Linked DNA regions of Mus musculus: region 2 is linked to region 1. The links are chromatin loops, found by intact Hi-C in ENCODE. Cell type or tissue: left cerebral cortex. All regions are shown on one strand. Links, peaks and the distances in the headings refer to the core of each region. The heading gives the core; the rest is flanking DNA.

What was found. Peaks named below come from ENCODE experiments on the same cell type or tissue, not always from the same donor. Only the 100,000 strongest peaks of a DNase experiment are listed, where the experiment ranks them.
Region 2: a loop joins it to region 1, with 3 times the contacts of the local background. A loop is called at or near these places in 9 of 42 quality-filtered maps.

Annotation. Positions count from the first base shown.
Region 1 is chr5:71,490,612-71,502,048 of GRCm38, reverse strand. The region is part of intron 2 of Cox7b2 (cytochrome c oxidase subunit 7B2); the gene reads left to right. Among named protein-coding and RNA genes, the nearest start is that of Cox7b2, 52 kb to the left of the region's middle. In left cerebral cortex, for the core only: no CTCF peak of the experiment used is centred there; a DNase peak (open chromatin) is centred at 6,282.
Region 2 is chr5:72,265,679-72,277,115 of GRCm38, reverse strand. It overlaps the pseudogene Atp10d. Among named protein-coding and RNA genes, the nearest start is that of Commd8, 100 kb to the right of the region's middle. In left cerebral cortex, for the core only: a CTCF peak has its summit at 7,272 (motif pointing right); a DNase peak (open chromatin) is centred at 7,298.

The sequences.
Region 1 (11,437 bases), core at 3,307-8,306:
GATTTCTAAAGTTCTTTATCTCATGTTAACATGCCATCCATTGTGCAATTATGCATACTGATATTAATTATTAAGGCACAACTTTGGGTGGGGAATAAACCTTGTTATGGGAAATTTCTGTTAACAATTCTGTCTTGGTAAATTGATGGGCATTTTACTAGTTAAACAAGAGAACTCAATTATGTTTATCTTTTAAGAAATTTACCTTGTGAAAAAGACACACATACTGAGACTTTCTTAGGAGCCTGCTGTTTCTCTGCAGCTGCTGAACGTGAAGTGTAAATGCCCTCCATTCTGTACTATGTCCAGGGATCTTAGCCAGGGATCCCCTGCTACCCATTAAGAATGTCATAGCAAATATCTCAGCCCAGACCAGCAGACTACTTACTTCTAACTGCTAGTTTCCTTGTATTTGTTTTCATACTCTTAAAAGGAATTGCATTGTCTTTGTGAGGTTAAATTGCATATATTATACTAAAATACACACGTATAAATTTTTACAGAGGTATTTGCTTTCTCCTATTTTCTCCTTCTATGCTAGAAGTTATTGACAGTTTAAATCATTTCTTATAGGCTTTGTGTCTTCAGTGTGATAATTGCAGGGCTACCGTATAAAGATATCTTTGTTTTTGTCTTTTGTAGATTCCCTTCTCATGTAATTTTGAAGCTATTAGCAAGATAGGTACTTACATTAGCCCCTGATTTGTTGAATAACCCTTTGAGTCCTGGTTTTTATATTTTTTTATATTTTTTGGGCAGGCCACTGACTCACAGGCTTAATCTCATCTTTTAGGAAAGAATCCAGGATGCACCGTTCTGGACATTGATAAAATACAGTGATGGTTTAGGTTCACACTGTGTCAGATTTAGTCAGACTGAGCATTTCTTAATACAGCATGTCTCTGAAGTAGATACTATTATCGAACTCCTGAGTGGAGAAGTCAAGATATCCTGATCAACTACAACTATTCCTAACATGTAACGGGTATTCAACCACAATACTGTATCATTATTAATTTGATTGCAAATAACATTCATGACTCTATCTGTTGATGTTATTTTCCTTAAGGACTAGTAATTCCGTAGTACATAAACATAGATGGAACCAGGATTTTGGAAAGACTAAAGATGCATGCATTTATAGGGAATACAGAGTTAGTTTGGGAACTTAATCTTCAACAAAGCTTTCTCAAACCAGGGGTGGCATGAAGGGATGCACTGTTAGAGATAATAGAAATACGGGATATAGGACATGCATATTTTAAACTGCTGTTGCTTCTTTCTTCCCCAGCGTATCTTTTTTGCTTTCTCTGGCCTTGGGATGTAAATGCAGTTGTTTGCATGCTGCCATTTTCCTTATGTAATCCTGTATTTGCATTGTCTGTGTGAGGCTCCCATCATGTTTCTTATGGGTTTTAGAAAAATATTTTTTACTAATCAGATTTTGCTCTTTCATTGGTGTTGTATTCAAAATGATAAGTCTGTTGTTTCATTGATAGTAGTTTTGAAGGTTACTAAGTAGCTCTCCATGGAAACACAATGTGAAGAAGCCTGCTCTTAGCTTAACAGACGCTAGTGCTGCTTGTTTTCCCCTTTGTCCTCTCGAGTTGCTCTAGGAAGTGGCTTCTTGATGAAAGTACAAAAGCACGTTGTTGGTTGTTTTGGTGCTCTGGACAGTCTTGTAATTTGATATAATTTCTATTTGATATTTGTCACTTGCTTTTTGTTTCTTGTGTTTGTGTGTTCATATTAAAAAACAAAACCGAACAGTAACAATAGTAAGCATTGCCCATGCCATGATCCAGTTACTGTATTTAGGGGCATATATCCAAAGGACTAAAATATACACAACAAAAAGATCCCTGCATCTCCAAGTTTATTGTGACATTCTTCGCAATAGGCAAGTTGTGGAGGACACACAAGTGCACATTTAGATAATCAGCAATGCAAAGGCAGTGTGTGTGGATCATGGGCCTCTCTGTGTCAGGCTGCCGATTCTTTTTGTACTTGAGCTGTTTCAGGGCCTGACATGATGTACCCATAGCTATGCCTGTATCCTTAGAGTAAGGTATGTCTTTACCTGAAATGCACCAAGCTTATGAAAACCAGTTTAACTCTCATTAACTCATGTGGAGTCAGTGAGTGAATGAAAAAGACAGGAGCTACTTGAAACTTCTATCCTCATTTCTGCCGTGCAGCTGTGTGGACTCCCTTTGTTCCCTGCTCGAGAGCACCTGGTTAATAAGCTTTTTAATTTTGAACTTGTTTAATATCTATGAAATTGGTCTTTGCATTTCCAAATCCTCTGGTACTGTTTGAGCTTACACCCCTGTGTTAGGCAATTGGAACAGAGTACCTTCATTGTATTCCCCATCTCTAGCTTGACCCCTTAGCAATAAATTGTACCCACTGGTGCTAGGCTGATTTTCCCTAATGTATGTAATTAATAACCATCCTAAATGAGTCAGTGTGTTTTGTCTTTGTTCTTGCTTATTTTGCTTCCTGCTTATCTCACTACCATTCTCTTTCCTCTTGAACTTTGTATTGCCTTTCACTGAAACCTCCCCAAAGCTCAGAATGTTTACCTGCTCATCCTCCCTGTTCCTTCCTGGAGCAGATGGCCTTCTCTACAACTTTGATTTGCATCTGGTTTATATTTGGTGAGGCCTTTTCATCTTCTTCACCTTTTCCTTCTAGGACACTTTCCCAGACTGAAGTTCCAGCAGCAACACATTCCCAGGCTTAGGACCTCTTCAGTGGCTAGCTCTAAGACTTTTTATTTTCGTCTGTGATTTCAGTTTACAGAGTGAGCTGTCTAGTTTTATCTCAATTTGACAGAAGCCAGAGTCACTGGGCACAAGGAAACCTCAGCTGAAAAGGTGTTTCCATAACACTGGGCTGTAGGCAAACTTGAGGACATTTTCTTAAGTATTTATTGATATGGGAGGGGTCTGGCCCATTATGGATAGGGCCATCACTGGTTAGGCGGTCCTTAGTTCTATAGGATACCAGACTGAACAAGCCATAAGGTGCAAGCCAGTAAGTAGCAACCTTCCATGATTTCTGCATCAGTTCCTGTCTCCAGGTTCCTGTCCTGTTTGAATTCCTGTCTTGACATCCTTTAATGCCTTTAATGATGAACATGGATATGGAAGTCACATAAACCCCTTCCTCTCTAATTTACTCTTTGGTCACGGTGTTTTATCACAGCAATAGTAAAGGTAACTAGGATAGAAATTGGAAGCACAATAGTTGTATTTCTGTGAGAGACCTGATGATTTCTTTTGGGTAGTGTTGTGGAATGACTTTGGTAGTTTTGGTGAAGTTCTTTTGTGGGAGCTTGGAACCTAAGAATGTGGAGAGCAATGCAGAAAATGAAGGCATCAGAGGGATTTTTGAGAGCACTTTGATGACTCTCAGAGCCATTTACTATTTTGAATCAATAATCTGCAGTTCTGTTTAGATGGGACTGAAGAGTCAGCAGTGGTCAGCACACAAGAACCACTAAATTGAAGCCTGTATCTGAGAAATAATCAATGACTAAGAAGAAACCAGCACTTATTGAGGTGAAGTCTTCTGGGAGGTGGTTCCTCAGACTCAGTAATGCAAGCTGTGCTTCAGAAGCCGCAAAGGTTGTACCTCGTGATGGCAGATGGCAGGAGAACTTGCTAGTGTAAGAGTCACCCAGGTGGTGCTGGTTCTGAGGCATCCAAGGGTCTTGGAGAAAAGCTGAGCCTTGGCTCTGCTAGGTAACTTGGGGTCCTTGAGGAGAGAGAGACTGTTGGTGAAGTACAGTCTAGCTGCAGCAAAAGATTCCAGCATTTTGGAAATGTCAGTACCAAGAGATGCTTGCCAAGACAGCAGCAGGTGTGAGATGGAGCTGGCCTGAGCCTAGGAGACAAGCCTTGCGTTCTGCAGAGGGCAGTGCCATGGAAGTGACCCAAGCATTTTGGAAGAACTCTGAAGATCATGAATGAATCCCAGATGTTTGAGTCATTTACACTGTTGGAGTTTAGTTATTTTAAAGAGATTTAACTATGAGACTTTTAAAGTTATTTATGTTTTTAGTGGGAGATCTTAAGGATTAAAAAATAGAAAGGGAAGTTGTGACTTAGTAGTTATGTGTTTGTGTCTCAATTTGATAAGGGGTCAGTTGTGCTGGTTAATACTTTAAAATTGTTTTATTTATTTACATTGCAAATGTTGCCACCCTTCTCAGTCTCCCCTCTAAGAGTTCTCCACCCCCTCTTGGCCTCTGAGAAGATGCCCCTCACTCATTTGCCCTCCTCATTCCCCTCCCCTGGGGGCGGCAACTCTACAGGATTAGGCGCATCCCACTGTGGAGGGATGCAGTCACCAGCCTTCTTTCAAAGTTTTTGACCCAGAATTATTCCTGTCTAAAAGAAATGCTGGCTAGTTTAATGTCAACTTAACACAATGCACTGAAGATGCAGGGGCCTTCGTTGAGAAAATATCTCCATAAGACTGGGCGGTAGGCAAGCTTGTATGGAATTTTCTTTATTAGTGTGAAAGGGCCTGTCCCATTGTGGGTGGGGCCACCCTAGGCAGATGGGTTCTATAAGACAGCAGGCTGAGCAAACCAAGTAACTGGCCAGTCTTCCATGGCTTCTGCAACAGCTCCTGTCTGGAGGTTCCTGCACTGTTCCTGTCCTGGCCTCTGTTAATGATGAGCAGTGATGTAGAAGCATAAACCAAATCAACCCTTTCCTCCCCATCTTGCTTTTGGTCTTGGCGTTGAGTCACAGCAATAGTAACCCTAACTAGGACAGACTATAATTTGAAAGGCAAGTGTTGTTATGTCCAATCTCAGTGCCAGGGATAAAATAGAAAATGTTCAGGAAAAACAGTATGTTTGAAGTCCACAATAAAATTAATCAAAATTAGACAAGTGTTCTACTAGGTTTCCTGTTAAACCCACAAATTCAGTCAGATTGAAGCTGGTAGAAAGACCTGCTCATACTAACTATTGCAATGGGAGGCCGAAACAGCCATCAGTTGGCCTTGTGCACTCTGCTTCATTTAGATCAACTCTTGCAGTTACGTTTAGCCTTTAGTGCTGTGTGGAACAAATGAGCAACATACACACAAACTCACCTTTTCATCTTCTTTATTACTGTAAGAGAGAATCTAAGCACGATGTCCTGTGAGACATCGTCTGAAAGGAGATGAAGCTTCTGAGAGAACCCTGGTTTGTTTGTATAACCTTATACCTTATCTCTATTCTGCCCTCTTACCACTTCTTCATTCCTGGAAAGTACATGGGCTTCTGAACTAGAACATCTATCATGGAGCTGTGTTGGGGAGCAGTGCCACATTTGCTCAAAGGGACATTCTTGAACTCTAGTCTACAGACAGTAAATGCCTTTCTTTGTAAAATTACTGTGTTGGGTTAAAACCACTGTTTTTAGTGGTTTTTTTTTGTTGTTGTTGTTTTACAGTCTCCTAATTGATAAGTTAATAGTATTATGTTTCACATTGCTCTACTTATGTTTATGTTTTTTTAATTTTTTTAAATTCATAAATCAGGTGTTGGGTCCTGTTGCTACAGAATACTTGTTTAGACACTAAGTTTTAAACATTTCTGCTGTACATATATCTTTTGATCTTACACAGTCACAGAAAGATAAAATGAATTACAATATGTAATGCCATATGAGATAGCCAATCATTGTGCACATTACAGAAACCTAAAGATAAAAAGACAATCAGAAATCCATTTGACCTGGGAATCTCTAAAAAACAGCACAGGTTGTAAACCCTGGAAATGAGTCTATCCTGTGAGATATCAGCCTTCGGGGGTAGAACTTCGTTGTTGTTTCGTTACCTGGCACAGAGTAGCTAGTCAGTTATCTGTAAGTGTCCGTTGTTGCCTCTTTTTTTTTTCCCATTTTTTATTAGGTATTTAGCTCATTTACATTTCCAATGCTATACCAAAAGTCCCCCAAGTGTCCGTTGTTGCCTCTTAATAATCATGAAAATGAACAGTCTAGGAAACTAAAGATAAAATCCCTGCTTGAAGCTACTGACAGGCTCTTTGGAAAGCCAAATTGGCGAGCAATCTGCAGAAGGGGCAGAAGCTGACACAGGAAGTTGCCAGGGCTTCTCTTGACACCCAGACTGAAGCAGTAAGCCAGAAACCAAAGGGAGGGAGGCAGTAAGCAAGGCACTGCAGCTCAGCTGTTGAAAGGCAAGAGTTAGTTAATGGACAGAGGCATCAAAACATCAGGCAGCCAACAGCCCGGAACAAACCACGGACAGGGAGAACTAGGGAACAAGACTCCTCAAGAGAGCATAAAAATAGGCCGATCTACTCCAGGGCTCTTGGAAAAGTCTCCCTGAGGGAAGCCAGATGCAGACCATAATAAGGACCCTATTTATAAAACCGAAGAGGTTCAAAGGAGCTCAGATGAAACAAGGATCTCAAGACATAAAAATTATAATGCGTCACTGTGCTGAAATGGAATTGAGTGCTCTAAGACCCTAATTCAAAGGAAGGTCCAGGGGCATTGGCATTGATTGCAGCTCTTGATCTTGAGATGATTACTTGTTTGTTGTTTGCTTTAGTGCATACTTTGTGATGAAAGAGTCCCAGCAAAAACAAAAGCACTATAAAGAGGAAAATCTGGAGTAGAGTTACATGCCATTTAGATATTTGGGTCTTGGAATACACTATAGAAAGAAATTTAAGCACATTATTATTTCTCTTGACATTCAGGGAATAATCAGAAGATGAATAAGAGGGAAGTGGCCGGGGATTTTGGTTTGAACAATAAGTCTCCAGTATGCATCAAACCTTGCATTAGACGTAGCTGTGAATACCAATAAAGCATCGAGAAGTGTTAGCCACAACATCTATACTTTGATGCCACCTAAGTTTAATGGACTAAATTATGCTTTGATGCATGAGTACAAGAGTCTGCTAGAGAAGTAATCTCTGATAGTCATTTGTGGTACAAAAACAATCTTCTTAATAATTCAGAGTGACTCAATGCAGCAGAGAGAGAATAGTAGGTTCTCTGCTATATGAAAAAAATATAATTTTGCCTTTATGAGTATAGTTTGCATGATTATTTTATATAATAAGGGATGGTAGTTTCTTTATCAGATGGAATTATCTTACTTTTTCTGAAGTAGCATGTACAGTATATTTGTGTTGCATATATTAATAGAATTGCATTAGATCACAGCATATATTAAATGATCTAATAAAGGCATACCAGGCATCACTTATGATAGTATTGTTTGTCTAGTCTGTCTCTCTGTGTGTATGTGTGTGTGTAAGAGAGAGATAGAGAGACAGACAGAGGGAGAGAGAGAGACAGACACACACACACACACACACACACACACACACACACACAGAGAGAGAGAGAGAGAGAGAGAGAGAGAGAGAGAGAGAGAGAGAGAGAGAGAGACTTTGAAAGTAATAAAGGAGACAACCCTTGACCTGTAGCAGCACAGTTATCTTGAATGATGTCAAAAGTCATAAAACAGAGATGTGACCTAAAGATACTTTTACATTGTCTTTCTTAATTTAATCTTGTTGTAGAATATACCAGTTTTTGTAATACTTTCTTGAGAATGTTTGAACTGAGTAGGTTGGTTGATTTCATTAGACATAATGATGTATTCCTTGCATTCATTTTCTAGTACTACCCAGGTGTCAGAAGCAATGGTATTTGGCCAAATTTCTTTATCTCAAGACCCAAGAATCTTAAACAACACTTATCTAAAACTCAGAGTTTTCTCTTATGTTGCTTTCATACTTGCTGTGACTATTGTATGCTTCAAAGTCTGAACTAAAATAAACAACAAAAAATTGTCTCAAGATCAAAGGGACCCAGAACTGAACGTTATAAAATATTCATCTGACTATTTTTCAGTGTACAATTAAGCAGCACTAATAATATCCAAAGATAATAATATTCTTCATATTGAAACTTTAGATGTCTAAGTTTCAGTAAAAATCCATTTTAAGTTTTTCCCTATATTTTCTATATTGGTAATAATCTCATTTACTTTAAACTTGGCCTTTAAATCAAGTTCTGATCATATACAAATCAGTTTTTAACCTTTTTATTATTCTGTGCTCATTTTTCATGCCTTACCATCTTTGGTAATTTTGAAGTGTAACATAAAACAGCAAGAGGAAGCACAGGGATGCATAAACAGAAGGCTGCCTTATCTCTTCTGTTGCTGTAGAATACAGCTTCTATGCTTTGAGAGTCATAAGAGTATAAACTGAACTCTGGTGTTTTAGAGGTGGGGGCCTTGTGGAGTGGTGTGATTATAATGTCAGGATGGAGCCTGCCAATACAGGTGGCTTTATATGAAGAGAGTCCAAATAGAAGCATATTGTTTCTGTATTGCATTCAGACATTATCACTAAGATGACTGTCACCAGATGTAATCCTTTAACCTGAGATGAGAGCATGAGACAAAATTACCCCTATATTTAAACATTTAACCAGTCTATAGCATTGCATTATTAACAATAGAAACCAGAATAAGATAGTACACCATATCTATTTAAATTATTTTAAGCATATAATTCAGTGATATTCATAATATTCACAATGTTGGATAAAATCATCACTATTATTTGTATAAAAATGTTTTCATTATGCTAAAGAAAAATGCTTTGTTTCTTACATGCTAACATTATTCCAAAGAGAAATGCTAACAATCTGATTTCCCATCTCTCTATAACATGGGAATCGCTAATGTACTTTTAGTCTCTGTGTTTTTTCTCAATAATTCATAGGAATGTTATCATATTGAGCATTATTGCATCCATCTCATTTTACATTCTGTTTTCAAGGTCATTCTTCTTCATTACTGTATGTGGCTGAATTTTCTTTACTAATGTATTGATGGATACCTAAGTTACATTTGTCTTGTTTGTAGTGTGTGTGTATTTGAGAGAGGCACAGAGAGAAAGAGAGAGAGAGAGAGAGAGAGAGAGAGAGAGAGAGAGAGAGAGAGAGAGAGAAATTGAGACAGAGTGTGTTCAGTGCCCTAGAGGCCAGAAGAGAGCATCAGCTCCCCCACAGTTGGAGTTGCAGGCAATTACGCTCCTGTCCTCTGTGAGAGCAGTATACTTTCAGTGCTGAGCCATCTCTCAGCTTCTAGTCCTACTTTTTCACTGAAGTAAATCTCACAGCTATTGTACTTTTTTGTTAGTTTTAGAAGCAAATCATTATCATCATAGGATCTTTACAAACTAAAAAAAAAAAAAATACCAGGTTTACTGATTTGTAAAGAAAATGATAAATCTAATCTCCTGCATATTATTTTGTATCAGCACAAGTACAGCTGGGGGCAAAAGATATATATATATCTGTAATATTGATGGAGTTTCCAAAATGTCCTTTATGTTCATTCTAGTTTTCTATTTTTACCATTAGTGGAGAATAATGTTCATCTTTAATATCATCTCATCACTATAGTGCATTATCAAACATGTTAGGAAAGTATAGGACATTCTGATGTACACATGGTTTACTTCACTATTATTGAGACTTTTTATATGAGAATAATTCATATTCCATGCTTTCTAAACTAGGTTTTCACACACATTGCCCAATTTTTTATAATGAAAAGAAATGCCAAACCAATTAACACAGGCAATCCCAGCTGCTGTATAAGTTCATGAGTGTCAGAGCCCTGCCATGTCCAGAAGACAGCAAGTCACAGCATTTGCTACCACCTGCCAGCTCTCTTGCATTCTTTCTGTACTCTCTTCTATGCTCTTTGCTTTCTGACCTTGGTGGAGCCAGGTTTGATGTAGATGTCCTGCTTAGGCTTGAAGACTCACTTTCTCATTTTTCAGTGCTTTAACCAGTCCGTTCATTGACTGCTACCTACTCCAAAACAACATACTCTGACCAAGGTTAAAAGTAGCCCCAAGTGTGGGTATAAACGTAAATATTCAGAAGACAATTTGATAGCGTGGCCATTTAGCAAGTTAATAGCAGGTTCTACTCTAGGGCCCATGTCATAATTTTCTAAGCAATCTCCCCTTTTCACCCATTTCTTCAACCCCTTCCCCATACAGCTGATTAATATTCTAAACTTAATTGCCAAATACAATTACTTTTACTCAGATGTTGTATAATGAAGTTCAACACCTTAGTCTATCATCTGACCTCCAGATTCATTTTCTGTGTTATTTCTAAGATTCATCAATGTATTATTACACAAACTAAAACACCTAGCACTGTTCATTTTTTTCTCTTCTTTTCCTATGTTTATATGGGATATTTGTCCCTACATATCTGAATGCCAGAATTCTCTAAATGCAGTGCATGAATTATGTCCTTCTTTACCTCTGTCTTTTTCTTTTTTGTTCTTTTTAATTTTTTTAAAATTTCATTTGAGTTTACGAGACAGAACCTTACTTTGTATCTCTGGCTAGCCTAGATATTTTGCTACATTAACCAGACTTACCACAAACTTATGACAGTATTCCTGCCTTTACCTTTCAAATGTTAGAATTATAGCCCTTGTGCTGCCTAGTTTAATATCAGCTTAACCTGAACTAGAGTCATTACAAGAGGGAACCTCAATTGAGAGTACTCCTTCACCAGGTTGGCTTGTAATCAAGCAACAGGCTTTTTGTTAATTAGTGAGTGATGTAGGAACACCCGGATCACTGTGAGCAGTGCCACCTCTGGTTACATGGCTCCATATACTATAGAAAACAGCACTGCTCCATGGTTTCTGCTTCAGTACATGTCTTGAGTTTCTGCCCTAACTTCCCTGAATGATGGATTGTATGCTAGAAGATGAAATAAACAGATATAGAAACTCGAAAAAAGACATGTGCCATCATGTCTGATTTTCTCTTCTTTAGTGATAATTTCTTCATTCTCTGATGAAAGGTCGTTGTTTAAATATATTGCTTTTCTAGGGCTTTTTCAATGGGAAGAGAGGCCCTTGGTCCTGTGAAGGCTCAATGCCCCAGTGTAGGGGAATGCCAGTGTAGGGAATCGGGAGTGGGTATGTGGGTGAGGAAGCACCTTCATAGAAACTGGGAGAGGGAGGATAGGATAGGGGGTTTCCAGAGGGGAAACTGGGAAAAGAGATAACATTTGAAATGTAAATAAAGAAAATATCCAATAAAAGAAAAGGAAAAAAAGAATTAATTCTTTTAATTTTTTAATATTGCAATACAGTACAATTATTTTCTACCTTTTTCCCTTCTCTCTCTCTCCCTCCCTCCTCTCTCTCTCACTCACACACACACACACACACACACACACACACACACACACACTCACAAACACACCTAAATATATTAGTATAATCTGCTCAGTCTCTATAATGTCACTCATATGATTTTTCCAGGCTGATCATTTGATATTAGCTAACCAGTTGATGTGCTCTTTCTTTAGGAAGACTAATTCTCTCACTC
Region 2 (11,437 bases), core at 4,529-9,528, 770 kb before region 1:
CTTCCAAAATTGCACTCATCAGCATCCCACAGGCATCCTTGAACAAAGAGGTAGAGACAGTTAACCTCAGGGCACCTCTGGAGAGCTGGCTCAATTTTTCATTCTCCTTCTTTCGCAATTGCTGGATCACGGCTGCCTTGGGTAGTGAACCATAGGCTACTGTCAAAGAGCCCACTTCATATCTTTTCAATTTTGCAGCTCTCTCGTGGGCTTCTGTGAACTTGAGGCCAGGTAAGAAGGAAGCACAGCAGACACAGTTTTACAGCTAAAATGTCTACCTGGGATGCAAAATTCCATCATACCAGCTGTATCTCTTCCCCAGAAGTGGATCTCGAGAGTCCTCAGGTCTCAGGCCACCAACTACTAGTCGTTTGGCATTAAGCACACACACCACCTCCCTCATCTGCAAAAGGCACACGTTGCCTCCATCCTAACATTGCTTCAAGGACCGACCAACTGAAATATACAGATGTTTTAGGCATCTAACGTTTGCATCTTCTTTTTACTTGACACGTTAATCCTCTCAGAATCATTTGCTAAGGAAGTATATGAGAAAATATTCTGGGCTTGGGACATCTGTCCTCACAGAGCTTGTACTCTGGTCAGGATGGTCTTGGTGGCATTTATCACGTCAGCTTCGTATGCATCTGTAGCACCTGACACAGGAAATGCTTTAATGGTAGTTATCCCTTCTAATCTGTTTGGGTTTGATTCTTGCTGTTTTAGAAGAGACTGTACTTCTGGCCTAACGTCTGCTAAGCGTGTACTCTGAATGAGTTACACCCTCAGTTCCCTAACTCACTTTTCCATCCTTGTAGTGAATAAAGAAAAAAGGCACTTCCTGGCTAGAGACAGTTCATCAGCGCAGAGCATTTCCTGCCCTTGCAGAAGATCAGAGTTCAGCTCCCAGGACTCACTAGAGCAGGGGTCCCTAACCTCTGAGTCATGACCCCCTGGTGGCATCTAAGGACCCTTTCACAGGGGTAGCTTAACACCATCAGAACACAGACATTTTATATTACAATTCATTAAAGTAGCAACATTACAGTTATAAAGATGAAATCAAAATAATTTTATGGTTGGGGTCACCACAATATTAGGAACTGTATTAAAGGGTCACAGCCTGAGGAAGATTGAGAACGGCTGTTCTGGAAGCTCACAGACACCTATAACTCAGGCTTCGGTGGGATCCAACATGTTCTTCTAGATTCTGGGACCACTCTAGATTCTGCACTCACACATGCATGAACGCATGGCCTCAAGAGCACACACGGGTACTCAACAGCAAATATTTGCTGAGTGCAGTCTACTCAGGATGACTAACAAACAATAAACTTACTCAGGAAGTACTACATCGGATGATCACTAAGTCTAGATCTGAGATCTAGAAATGGAAGACTTGAACTCATCTTGAAATAGCTTTACTGATACAAGAACATCCATGAGTGATTTTTTTAAAGTGATTTTTTTTTAAGTGCTGATTTACCAAGCATTTCTTAACCCACAATAAAGTACAAGGGATAAAGAAAAAGTTGGAACAGATACAAAAGCATGATGCTTTTAAAGACTTAATGATCATATTATGCATAATTATCATGAGTGAGTTTGCACAGTGCTAGGGCCTTTAAGAGGTGGAGCCCTGTGGATGGTCATGGGGTCGTGACCATCCACATGAAGGGTGCTGGTCTTTCACAATGAGTTAGTCTACTAGAAACAGACTAGTTCCAGGAAGATGGGGAAAGAAGCTAGCATGGCCCTGCCTTACCCTTGTGGTTCCTCTCCTCCCAGAGAACTTTCTACCACTCACCATCTGTACATATATGCCCACGGAATGCTCTCCACCATGGGACACCCAGCAGAAGCTATAGCTGGCACCATGCTTGTGAGCTTTCAAACTGCGGGCTACATACACCTCTTGTCTTCTATGCAGTCCTCAGCTCACAGAGTTTGTTATAGTGCCTCAGAATAGACAAAAGTCTAGATCCAGCTATAAGATGGAGCTACCCAACTACCCTAACCTTAGCACAAATTTGGTCCCATGTACCTCTAAAGTAATGGAGGAAAAGTTACATACACTTATTACAGACCCAAAATACTATTACTAGGATTTTTTTACTAGGATTACTAATACTAATACTAGGAAAACTATTTATACAAATGCTTTTGAGTTTGATGAAATTAATATGGCATAATTTAGAAATCAGAATACTTACTAGTCTTTGAAAGTCAGAATATTCCATAGGACGTGATGTTTATAGTGGAACATAATATATTAATATAAAATTCTTTGTAGCATTGACATTGTATGGTAGCTTACAGTCTGGATAGGTAGTCTTCCTAATATAGTTGTGAGTCACTTGCAGCTTCATGAGTACACAGAGATGTTTCATATTTAGCAGGATGCACATATACACATGTACACATACATATACAAATGCACACACACACACATACGTTCATGCACATATACACACACATACAGTCTTAACTATTCATGACTTCTAGATTTGTGAGTGCAGGTACTTGTTACCATTTATTTTTTAATCTAAACTCTCAGGATTTTAGAGTCCTATACTGGCAGGAAAAGTGATATCTGGGTCACGTGTTATATGTTCTCCAGCAGAAGCTGAACACATTGGTAATTTATTATTATTATTATTATTATTATTATTATTATTATTACTACTACTACTACTACTACTACTACTACTACTACTACTACTACTACTATAGTTTTTGAGATAGAATTTTTCTATGTAGCTCTGGCTATCCTGGAACTCACTCTGTAGACCAGGCTGTCCTGGAACTCACTCTGTAGGCCAGGCTGTCCTGGAACTCACTCTGTAGGCCAGGCTGTCCGTGAACTCACTCTGCCTCCCGGATGCTGAGATTCTGATGGGTGGCACTGCTTTTTCTCATCATTCTCCTTTTTGCTGAGGATTTGTTGGCTATAAGAAATGACTCCTAACTACAGTGTTCCTAGTGTTTCTAAATACTCAATGGCAACAACGTACAGTACTGAGAACTTGCTGTTAAGTACACTCTTTTCAGGTAGGAATTGGAGTGAGGCTGCCCATGCACTTAATGGGAATGAATTCACAATTAATATTAACTAAGTTATCATGAGAGAAAGACACAATGTTATGTGTTGATGAGTTGGCACCATAGTGTGACTCCAGGCCAACACGAAGTAAACTGTGAATCTCCCTGAGGAGAGCAGTCACTATTCACTAACTCAGGTTCAAGGTAACGCTATAAATGTAATTCCATCCACTGTAGGGAGTGGTTGTTTATATATATAATCTGTCAGTCACAATGTAATATAGAAATATCTTAAAGTAGGAGATACCAACTTCAACGTTTGTTATTTAACACTCAACAAGAAATCACAATATTTTGGTGTCTTTCTCTATAAAGTGAGTTGTACTTGTTCAATTGTTCAATGAGCTCATGCATGGAAAGTCTTTTAGTTCTAAAAAAGGTTATAAATGCTGAGTTGTTATTTTTAGGAGAAAAATTCTATAAGCACACAACTTAAACTGAACGAGCTGTGTCTATATGCCTGAGCTGTGTCTGTCTGTCTGAACAACCAATGTTAGGATTTGATAGTGTGAACACTACAGAAAAAAACCTTCCTATGGATGGAAATGATGAAGGCTTCTAAGTGGATACAGTTTTGCCAGTAGTGGAGTTCATAGAAATTTGTAAAGTTTCTACACATGACTCTAGATATCCCATAATCCACACAGGGCAGCTTGGGCTTTGTGATCTGAGTTCTTTTTGATTTTTAGGGACTCCTGAGGAATTGAGACTGGGAAAGGGGTATTTACAGAGTAGTTACTGAACCAAGATTCACAAAACGAAATTAAACTATCCCTATTGTCTTGAACTGTACAGAAAATTCACATGAATGAAGTTAGCAATAGCAGCTAATATCAACTAGATATGCACTAGTTACTTTATTTTTATAAGATTTATTTATTTATTATATGTAAGTACACTGTACCTGTCTTCAGACACTCCAGACCAGGGCATCCGATCTCATTACAGATGATTGTGAGCCACCATGTGGTTGCTGGGATTTGAACTCGGGACCTTTGGAAGAGCAGTCAGCGCTCTTAACCGCTGAGCCATTTCTCCAGCCCTGCACTAATTACTTCTTAAACTGGTAGTTTTAAATGTCTTCCAACATAAATTGTGTATATATACAAATAAATTTTATAATCGTAATAATTTTTAACTAATCAATAAAGCCTCTAAGTCAATAAAAAATATTTACTATGTTTCTAAAACCAAAATCTAGAAGAAAGGGTTTTACATGCTTTTATCATAAAGAAATGAGAAATGAGTCTGGATGTAGTGGCGAAGGCCTTTAATCCGGAGGCAAGGGCAGATGGATCTCCATGAGTCCGAGGCCAGCTTGATCTACAGAGCTAGTCCCAGGACAGCCAGGGCTACACAGAGAAACTCTATCTCCCTATCTCAAAGCAAAACAAAAATCCAAACCAAACCAAAACAACAACAAAAACAGACAGAGAGAGTGAGCAATGAGAAACGAGGAGGTTAATTCATTAGATCTGACTTACATGTCATAGGATGTAAAGATGGATTGAAACATTACATGACACCACACTAATATCATTTTTATTTTCGTGTATCAGCTGAAAGCAAGTTTAGTTGAGCTGAGGAGTCAGCTCAGTCGGCAAAGTGTTTGCTAGTGAGAGGACCTGAGTTCAGCGCCCAGAAGCTCCGGGGTGGGGGGTGGGGTGGGGCTCCAGCTGAGCATGGTGGCCCTGCTGGCAAACCCAGCAACTGGGAGGAAGACACAGATAGAAACCGGCAGATCCTTGGACCTTGCTGGCAGACCAATGTAGTCCTATCAGCAAGCCCCAAGGCAATGGGAGACCCCAATTCAAACAAACAGACAAACGAAGACAGACAGACAAACAGACAAGAAATAAAAAATAAAAATAGTCCCTGAGGACCAACACTAGAAATTGAACTCTGACCTTTACATGTACGTGCACACTTATGTGTTCACACACACACACACACACACACATACTTACACACATACACACACATACACACATATTACACACATACACACATACTTACACACATACACACATAAACACATACACACATATTACACACATACACACACATACACACATACTTACACACATACACACATATACATACACACGCATACTTACACATATACACACACATACACAGACATATACACACACATACACACATACTTACACATATACACACACATACACAGACATATACACATACTTACACACATACACACATATACACACACATACACACATACACATATACACACATATACACACATACACACATACTTACACACATACTTACACATATACACACACATACACAGACATATACACATACTTACACACATACACACATACACACACACATACACATATACACACATATACACACGTACTTACACATATACACACACATTTACACACACACATACACACACATACACACACACACACATACACACATATTTACACATATACACACATGCACACACATACTTACACAATACACATTCACACATATACACACATACACACACATTCACACATATATACATACTTACATACACACATACTTACACACATACACACATACACACACATACACACACATACACTGACATATACACATACTTACACACATACACACATATACACACACATGCACATATACACACACATACACACATACTTACACATATACACACATACACAGACATCTACATATACTTACACATATACACACACATTTACACACATACATATACACACATACACAATATACACACATACACACACAGACACACATACACATATATACACATGCACACATATACACACATGCACACACATTCACACATATACACATACTTATACACATACACACATACTTACACACATACTTACACACATACACACATATACACACATACTTACACACATACACATTCACACACATCCACATCCACATATATACACACAGATTTGTTTAAATTTTTTAAAAGGGAAACTGGTACAGAATATCAGAAGCTTAATGGCATGCCAGTGTGAGCACTAGCTGACTGACCAACTTATAGCTATAGTCATTATTTCCTAGATATGAAACACTCTGCCTCAGTCTTGGCAGCATTGATACTTGAACTATAAAAAAAAATCATTGTGTGTGGTGCTGTTCTGGGAAGTACAAGACACTTGGCAGTTACCATTGGCCTTTGATAACCATAAACTAATAGCATCCATTCTACCCCAAATGTGCCAACTAAAATACCTCCAGGTCCTACCAAGTGTCCCCTTTGAAGCCAAGCTCCCTTTAGTAGCACAGAGTGATTGACACATCTGACCTGAGCGATGCTCTGCCCCACTTCTCATGATGACAGAGATCACCATGTCTGTTCTCACAGACACAGGATGCACTTCCCCTGACAAATGCATGGAGCCCCAGGGCCATGAAGCATGCAACATTGTGCTTGGTTTCCGATGTATGCAGACTTGGAGCCATCTGGAAGGATGCCTGACCCGTCAATAGGCTTTCTTTGAGAGGAAGATTTTACTATTTTATCTTTTTTAAAAGGGCTTCCACATGGTTTGAATGTTTAATAACATGTATTTGTGGTCAAGTTGGTTCCAGGAATCGAACCCAGGTCCCAGGGTTAGCGGCAGCCTTTCAACAACACTAATTACTTTTCTGTTGTTGTTGTTGTTGCTTTTGTTTGTTTTATGCTCACCAAATCTCAATAGAAATTGAGGCATTTAGCATTTTTTTAGGTGCTGCTGGTGTTGGCGACCATCTGCAAGAGGAAGTCCCCAACTCTGCAGAAGCCCTTCACTAAACAAATGCCGACAGAAGACATTTCCTCATCTTTGCTCATAACCACCTCTGGGCAAGGGTGTTACCATCTATGACAGGCAAGGAAGAGGCCGCACGGGGCAAGTAACTCTCCAAGGACACTTACTTGGTCAGGAGTGGTAAATATTTCACGTGACACGTAACTTATTCAAATGTCCATCCACCCTGATGCTTAACGGGTGTGTGTGTGTGTGTGTGCGCGCGCGAGAGGGGGTGGGGGGGAGAGGTGGTTCAAAATCATTTCAAGTCATTCCCTTGCTTTAACAACTCCATCCCCTTTATTTCTACAAATGTTGGACGCTCTTAGGAGCACTATCTAAATGTACCACTAGAGGGCAGGATTGTGCTGAGAGCCTAATTTTAAAATTTATCATTAAAAAAAAATTACTCCTTCCTTCAACTTAAAAGGGAAGTAGGCTCTAGTCTCAAGGTTTCACATGTATACTCATTTTTGTCTGTTTTGACAAATCCCTAGTCATACAGTCAGGGGGTGAAAAATTAAAAAAGGAAGTTTATTTTAATGCTTGTATTCATCCATGATGCCTCTGAATCAGGCCTTTAGAAACTCTATGGCATCCTCCGAGATACGAGCCAGGTCACTCAGCAGCACAACATCAAGAAACTACAGACGATCGGCTGTTCTTTTTCCTTCCCTCCATCCGTCTCCTCAGGCCCTATGGGCTTGGAGTTTAAGAAGAACATCTGGCTCACCACGCATACCTGACTCTGTGTATTGAGGATGAAGAGCTTGTCATCTGGCTCCAGGAGTTTGCATGCATAAGCTATGTTGACAGCTGTCTCCTGCTTGTCCCCTGTCAGCATCCAGATCTTGATGCCAGCTTGGTGAAGGGCTTCTATAGACTCAGGGACCCCCTCCTGCAGACGATCCTCAATGCCAGTAGCACCTGGAAAGCAATCGAAATGAAAAACAAGGTTTGCCAGAAGCCGGAGCCAGCGAGAACTCACTTGGTCATTAAATGAATCCTCGCCATGGGCCATTCAGTCCTGACCTATAGAAACTGCAGACCAGACATACAGTATAAAGAACCACGGAGTTCATCAAACACACATTCTCTTTTTGGCTTCTATTCTTATCAACAAATTCAAAGGCTGGTTCACTTATTCAGGTCCACAGCCTTGTACTGAATTTTACTGTTCTATGAAACTCCCAGGGTTAAGGGCAGGCTCTTAAAAGAACATTTGGCCATAAGATACAGTGTCCTTTAGGGATGCTCTTTCATACTGTCAGTCCATAATATCCTAGTCTGGATGCAGCCAGATGTTCTTTGGAATCAAGTTTCCCCACCGGTAATGCGGCAATACATTTTCCATTTTGTAATACCCGTTAGTCACGCATATTTATACTTCCATAGAAAAACTTGCAGATTGTCATGCTAATTCGGGTATTAATACTAAAAATAGCGTTACCTCAAATCAGGTTTGACTTTGCTGCCAAATGAATTTAGGCACTAAGCCCGGAGAGCCTCCTTTCCTATGGAAATGCAGGTGAAGAGGCATGCGTGTAAGCTGTTTACACCGTCATAAGGAAATGATTAGTATTTAAAAGGGAGCATGGCTATTGTACTTGACAGATAGTAAATGAGACTGTTCTCCCCGTAAAGAAAGGAACGGAACTCAGAGGCTGTGCTCTTGGTGTAGTTAGTGATGCTTCAGTCAGAATCCACATCTCCGTATGCCAAGGCACTTCTTCTGAACTTGACAGCTCCTCCAAATTCCTCAGGAGGCTTTCAGGAAGAACTCCAATGTCAAGGTCACGCACTAGACCAACAGTCCTGCGATTCCTGGGGACATGGTTCTGCCATCAGGACAGTTTTGAGTTCTTTGAGTGATTCCAAGGTAAGGGTCAAGCTGACCGCAAGAGGTGTTGGTTGTGTTTGTGCAGTTTAGGTTGGAGTCAGGAAAGAGAAGATCACATGCCGGTGCAGAATAAAGGACGTGGAGCCTATACTTCGGGACACTTGAGTTTCTTGTTTGTCAGTGGATGTCTAAGCCTTTGAGTGTGAACAAGACATGGCATGACTCCATGATCTGTCTCTTCTAAATAAGATGCGTGTTTGTTATAAAGATTTAAGACGACAACACGTATTCAAGACTTTACCCAATTCTTTGCAGGACAGTTGCAAAATCCTTCTCTTGGACCAGGCAGGGTGTGACAGGGTCTGACTTTGTGTTAGGAGTGGGGTGTTTAGCTTTTGCATTTTTCTAAGAATGCCAACTCTGTTCCCACCACAAAGGAACTCTAGCTCACTGAAGTGGAACTCGGGTCTGAATGCACTTGAACGTGGGAAGAGATCAGAATGGACAAAATAGGGAGAACCAAATATGCTTAATAGATCGATGTGGCTAGCTGGGTGGTGGCAGTGCTTGCCTTGAATCCCAGCACTCAGAGGCAGAGGCAGGTGGATCTCTGTGAGTTCATGGCCAGCCTGGTCTACATAGCTAGTTCCAGAATAGTCAAGACTACCCATAGAAACCCTATCTCAAACCAAAAGAAACAAAAAAAAAAATAAATAAATAAAAATAAGGTAATTAAAAAAAAAAGACCAAAGTTGCTAAAAGAGACAAAAATAATGGCTTTAGAGACAAATTGTCTGCACAGGCAATGCAGCACCATTTACCTACCAAGTAACGTGAGTTTGTTTTCTAGTCTCATGGCAGATTCAACTAGCAGTTCCTCCCTGTTGTCAATGCTGGTTTCAGCTAGAAAGTGATTCCTCAGCCACTCTGCATATTCCGTGTCACTCATGACCTATGAGAGGAAGAAAAGAGGCTAGAAGGCTGCTTATGTAACCATGTAATACCCTACCAGGACTAACTCTGGGCAAAATTCCATGCAACACCTTTGTTTCTAAATTCCGCCCTACGGGCATCATCCTATCTGACCCATATTCCTTCACCATATGGACACAGATCCCCAAACTCTGACCATATATGTGTATGTGACCCTGATGATAGAAGGACATTACAGCATCGTATCTCTGGGAAATTTTAAGCATTATCTTTGGTGAAAGCGGGTTACCTATTAAAATAGGGTTATCTATTGGAACAGGCCTCCTGTTACTGGTTAACTCTGGCCACAACCAACAGCACTTCAGATGTCTTCTGAAAATTAGCTCCTAAGGTTAAGTTTCAGAAAAGGTAACAAGAAAGGTGCCATATATAAAACACAGAAAGGCCTTCGTTCTAACAACACTTAGATGCAATTCCTGGAGAAGGAGCCAATGTCTTCCTCTTTTTAATTGTCATAACAGATAAATTTGTATTTCAGGTCTTAAAACCAGGGTCAAGAGGAGAGAGCAAGGCAATTTTTCTCTTATACACTCATTTTTACTTGAAAGGTAATTTGATTTGGGAAAATATAATATCTATTGGAACACATTCAAGTGAAAAGCCAGAGTTGGTTCGACCTTGAATCCCCCACGCTTCCTACAATTGTATCATAGAGACATTTGATCCTTCCTGGTTGGCTGGCTCTCTTGGAAGTCCACAACAGAGCCAGCCCCGATTTGCCTTCCACAATAATTAAGCATATAACGTGGGTGGTCAGGGAGAGGCGTTGGCAATAACAGCCCCCAAAGAGCTTCTGGGCTCTGCTTGTATTTAACTTTTCATTTAGAAAGGACATATCATACACCAAGACTGTTTTCCATAAACAATAATCAAAACTGGAATAAAAGCAAGCTTACTTGGATTGAAAGATCCGTTATGGGCACTAAGGAAACAGAGCAAACGAAACTACCGAGACTTCACAAGGGAAAAGTGAAGGCTGCTCTTAGCCCACATTTTTTTCAAATCTCATTTAATGCTGATGAACAGGGAGGATGTTATCCACAAGGTTCTGGGGGTGGGGTGAGGCGGCGGGGAAGATAATAAGATGTTGGGGTTTTTACTTCTAGAGAAACAACTGTTTACATTCAAGCCACTCAGTTATGCGCAGAATGGAGAGGCTACAAAAAGGGACCCTAGTCGGGGAAACTTCCCTAGTACCTGATTTGGGGTTGAGGTCTGGTTCACACTCATTTTCAGTAGCGATGAGTAACCAGGAGAAGCAGTAAGACCAGGGTGCACCCGGCAGTCTCACCTTCTTTGCTACACATAGAGTGCGCAGCCCTCGTTTGGCATACTCGTCCAGGTGCCTCTGCGTTCTCTCCCTTATTATCATCTGTTGTTCTGGATTTGTTCCATCTGAAACCAGGAACAGAAAATCATTACCCCTGCCAGCCTGTCCAATTAGGCTTTTCCCTTTCTAAAAATGACAGTTTAATCCATAAGACACAAAAGGCATTTTAGCTTTGAGTCTCAGCTGTGTGCCTAGGAGAGAATACAGCTGCATAATTCTTCTCTTGGATTCTTTCCTCCTGTGCGGAGCAAGCGCTAAAGCTTTGATACAGATGCTGCTGTGAGGGGTCAGCGCTATCTAGCTTCTCCAGGGCACTCCTCTCTTGTTAGGCATAGATGCTTCCAGAATTTCACACAG